Linked DNA regions of Homo sapiens: region 1 is linked to region 2. Evidence: chromatin loops called from intact Hi-C (ENCODE). Cell type or tissue: ascending aorta. All regions are shown on one strand.

Region 1 (2,500 bases), 260 kb after region 2:
GGAGTGGACAAGAGTTGAGCAGCCTTTCTGCTGATTATCACACATCATGAGCTGAGTGACTGTGGCTTGCCAAATCATTGTGTTTCTGGGTCTGACCAGTTAGCTTAGTTCTTCTCCTGCCTAATTTTGAACTAGTAAAGTGAAGTGAGTCATCAGATTATAAGTTACTGTTTAAAAGAAAAATGTTGTGTATTGATGCTGAGCTGATTCAGTTCCTTCCTTCTTACAGAAGTGTTAATTCACCCCCACACCAGAAATGCAGCATCTTTGTGGGTATGTCTTTTTCACAAGCCTCCAAGGCTCCTTAGATCAGGTCGTTACTAAAAGTACATTAAAACACTCAAGTTTTAAAAATGAAATATTTCTGTAATCGAAGTGTATTAATGTATTCTAAAGCTAGTAAACTTCCCTAACGTTTAATTGCCCTATAGATGCTTCTCTAGCTGTGGGTTTTCTTCTGTTACTGGTCTGAAATAATGATTTTCCTAGTCTATTAATATACAGTGTATTTTGCACAAAAAATTAACCTGGCCAATAGTGATTACCAAAATATATATTAATAATCTTGGAACTTTTGACATTAATTACCAAACATTTTAGACTACATGTTCTACATTATTATTCTTCACTTGAAAGAAACTCAGCTACTGCAAATTTTGTCTTTCTTTCTTTCTGTAAATGTTATTAAAATATCCAGTGAGCTCTTTTAGAAGGGCTCGGTATTATTTCAAGACTATTTTTGAGGTAGTTCTAGCCTTTTAAAATATTCTACACACCTGTGGGGTTCAAAAGAACCCTAGTACCAACTAAGCAAATAGGCAAAAGACATGTTGGAAATGTAGTATAGTACTTGAACCATTCACTATCATAGGGATTATTGGTGCATCCTGGGTAATGGAAGTGGAGCTTGACACCTGGTGCTTTTAACCAGGGATAAAGTCATCCTCTCACTGTAAGTACAGTATACCTGTACCTCCAAAAGTGACATTTTAGTGAACAGGCCATTTTCAACACTTGTGCCTTGGGGTGTTCATTGAAGCTTTATGAAAACTACTGATGTTTTCTCAATCTCCTTAAAGTTATGTCCATGCTTTAAAATGTCTCTGTAAGAGAGAAGTGGGTTTTATATTTATAATGTTTTTAAATTCTCTAAGATATATTTGCTGCTTTCCAGACTTTGAAACTATTAAGCTTCTTAACTGCCTCTTATTGAAATACTTCTGGGGAAACTTCATGGACTCACAGTGTCATTGCCATACAGCTTCACTAGAGTTCTCTGAACCACAGCTGAAAGAGCTTTGTATTATTTTTTAATTCCCTCCCCAGACATCATATAGAACTATTATAATAAAGGTGGTGGGCAAAAAACAATGTAAGGAGCCTTTCCAGTTATCTTAAGTTGCAGCTAACTCTGTAGTTTCTTTTTTGAGGCCAAACACACTGTATTTTACATTGTCAAAATATAGTTTACATTAATCACTATGTTAATGAGTATGTAAAACATTATTTTGCATTGATGAATTTTGTATCTGCCTCCATCAAAAGCATAACAGCCATAAAATAATAATAATCAAATCAAAATGTTTCAACTAATTTTCATGATTCCCGAGAATATGGCTTCATCCTACAATTTGTAAGCTAAGCACTATCAAAATACAAGAGAAATTCCCCAGCTTTACAAGATTCAGTAAGATATCTCAAAAGTAGGCCATATCTAGTATATTAGTCTGATTTCAGGCTGCTGATAAAGACATACCCGAGACTGGGTAATTTATACAGGAAAAAGGGTTTAATGGACTTACAGTTCTATGTGGCTGAGGAAGCCTCACAATCATGGCTGAAGGCAAGGAGGAGCAAGTCATGTCTTACATGGATGGCAGCAAGGAAAGAGAGAGCTTGTGTAGGGAAACTCCCATTTTTAAAACCATCAGATCCCATGAGACTCATTCACTATCATGAGAACAGCACAGGAAAGACCTGTCCCCATAATTCAATCACCTCTCACCAGGCTCCTCCCATGACACATGGGGATTGTGGGAGTTACAATTCAAGATGTGATTTGGGTAGGGACACAGCCAAACCATATCAGTTATCTTTGTATTTATAGCACAATTATTTGCTCACAGAATTAATGAATGTACACCATAATTCTGCATGGGTCAATAACTCCACTACACTGATTACTCAGTTAATTGATGTTTCTAAAATGTACATTTTTTTCTAGATTTTACAGTAATATATTTTAAGGACTTTCTTTTTAAACTGATTTCAATATATGGATATTTTCCTTCATTAAAAATTTGCTCAGCAGCAGCCAGTCTGACTTGGGATATTTATCTTGAAATTGATCCAATGAATATTCTCAATTTCAATAACTACTCTGGCAAGAAAAAGCATACAGAATTTCCTAAATCAATACAGTAGATCAGTGTCTGCAGCACAGCACAATTCGTACAGGCAATGCAGTGTTGTACCAAGTGTTTCCATTTCTCAATGCTAA
Region 2 (2,500 bases):
AGCAGGAAACTGACCGAGAGTCAGGGTACTGAGTTCTAGTAGCCTCAGGTCTGCCATTTAAGGAGCTCTAACTTCTCATGAAGGCCCTCACCTGTCCCCCTAGTGGGGGATGGAGTAGAGGTTTCCCAAAATTTCCCCAAGCTCTGAAATACCACAACCCAAGCATCCAACTGCTACCAAGAAATGGCCCCAATGGTGAAGAGATGGCCCTAATGATGTAACAGCACCTGATATGGGTTGTTTGTGTGAAATGACCAGAGGATAGGTGAGCCCCTAAACATGGCCTGGAGAGAATGACGTGCTTTAGAGAAGCATGTCTTCATTTTAGTAGACTAAGAAGATCTTTAAAGCAAATGTCAAGCTAAAGAGAATAAAAATTATGACAGAAAAGTGCTCGAATGTCAGGAGAGAAGGGGGAAAAACTGCAGTCAGAGGATAGAGCTAATACTTCTCTCAAAGGCCAAATGTGATATATAGTCCTTTTGGGAAGTTGTAGCTCAAAAAAAATTGTTAAGTGCAAAAGTCAACAAAATACCCACTGTTTTTCCTTTAAAGCTTCACTAATTTGTCCATAACTAAATATAACAAGGCCAGGATCTGGTGAAAAAGAAGTCACATAAAATACATGCACATAGACGGTTTTTAATCCAGGACTCCCTTTTGATTTTAGAACTTGGGCTTGTGCTCTGTCCTTTTCCTTCTTCCAGAAGCTGCTTCCGGAGCTTCTGTTCTTGGATTAGCTCCCCTCCTCTCCTGGGTCAGTAGATGTAAGGACACTTCTGAAATGGATCTGCCCCACTGCACTGCTCTCAGGGACAATGGAAGCTCTCTAACTCGTGACCTTTATCACCTGGTTCCAGGGCATGCTTTTGGCAGCACCGGTCAGGGTCCCATGGGACTGTGACCTGAGGTCCCCAAGGTGCCTGCTTCTGCGTGAATTGGTCGGAGGAGATGGTGGGGATTCTGTGAGAAAGCAATGAAATGGTCAGCTCCTAGTGAAATCCTTTTGTTGTGAAAGAACAGAAAGGGGTGATGTTAACAGCTGGTGACAATCAGTGTGTTTCCCCACCCCCAGCACTCCACCCCAGCAGAGGGAAAGCCTTTCCATGATCAGGACTTTGCCTAACTGAGTTTAAGTGTATATGGCTATTTCTGTTAAGAAACTCGTGCTTTGGGGGACCCAGAATCTCTTCTGTTGTTTTTTTCAAAAAGCCACAGTGGGGTGCTGTAGCGACAGGATCTCACCATTAACTTTTAATTTCTTTGCTTTTGTTGGTCACTTAACATTATTTAAAAGTATGTTTTGGCTGGTGAATAATGCTTTTGGATTGCATTCAGAATGCATAAACAGCTGTTGTAAAACTTGCTCTCTTGGAAAGGAAACCTACCGAGAGGGGCCAGGTGGTGCAGCGGATTAACGCATGAGCCTTTAACCTTGGTGAGACCTGGGTTCGAGTCCTGCTTAGGTCACCCCTAAAAGAGGAGGTGTCAGTTTTGTTTTGCTTTTGGGTTCCAATCACTCACTTGTTTGTTCAGATCACACAGCTCCCCAAATCATTTGGCCCACATCTACACAATTGGCAGTTCTACTTAAGGGAGGACCAGTCCTGAAATAGCAGAGTGTAGCAGGTCAGCACTAAAGTGCATTGGCAGAGATAAATGGGGAAGTTACAAGCTTATGAGCACCTGCCAGCTCAAAGCCTGGCTCAGGCCAATGCAATGATTTCCTCACTTTTTTAAGCACTAAATTTGGTAGTGACAGGAAGAAAAAGTTTCTCCCAATTTTTACAGGTATCATGTGCATGCAAGACTGGAACTGGATTTAAAAGTCTGCATTCTTTCATTGCAGACGTCAGAATCTGGAGCATGATATTATAGCCACGTTTGGAAAAATTGGTTTCCTCTTGCTCAGAATACTTGGTGAGGGTCAGACCTTGGTTTTTCTCCTACTTTGTTTTTTTTTTTTGTATGTAATTTCGCTCAATCCATTTATTCTGGGGCCTCAATTTCTCTGTCTTTGAAACGGGAATACCCTGGAGACATTATTTTCTACATTCTTAATTACCTAAGAGCAGCATTTTGAAAACTGAAATTATGTTTGCAGAACATAACTAACAAAAAATTGGATGAATGCAAAGTATCATTATTGTGAGAGGAATTACTTGACAGGTTACCTCTTTTGATCCCCAACTAGTAATTTTGTAAGTTTGGATTGTGCTGGGTTTATAATATTTTCTCTGAAGACATCAACTGAGATCAGATGACTAGAATAGTGGGATGCTACCCAAAATAGCATCCGTTGGCCGGCTGCATCCTCAGTTGTGAGCATGGCCCTAATAATGGACTCTTAACCTATGTGGACCCACTTTATGTTTAGGGATTGGCCTCATTACCTGGAGCCCCATAGTGAAATGCTCTGCAGTACAAAGGCCAGCCCTTTGCACGGTGAGGAAATGATTGATGAATAGTCTGGATCTACAGCAAGGCATTTTCCATAAAT

The links. Peaks named below come from ENCODE experiments on the same cell type or tissue, not always from the same donor. Only the 100,000 strongest peaks of a DNase experiment are listed, where the experiment ranks them.
Region 1: a loop joins it to region 2, with 8 times the contacts of the local background. A loop is called at or near these places in 16 of 110 quality-filtered maps.

Annotation. Positions count from the first base shown.
Region 1 is chr4:145,621,658-145,624,157 of GRCh38, reverse strand. All of the region lies in intron 1 of MMAA (metabolism of cobalamin associated A), which reads right to left. It also overlaps the pseudogene NCOA4P3. Among named protein-coding and RNA genes, the nearest start is that of MMAA, 3.5 kb to the right of the region's middle. In ascending aorta, no CTCF peak of the experiment used is centred here; no DNase peak of the experiment used is centred here.
Region 2 is chr4:145,886,197-145,888,696 of GRCh38, reverse strand. All of the region lies in intron 3 of ZNF827 (zinc finger protein 827), which reads left to right. Among named protein-coding and RNA genes, the nearest start is that of ZNF827, 51 kb to the left of the region's middle. RefSeq lists a silencer at 1,594-1,693. In ascending aorta, a CTCF peak has its summit at 1,236; DNase peaks (open chromatin) are centred at 1,075 and 1,390; H3K27ac peaks cover 2,371 bases.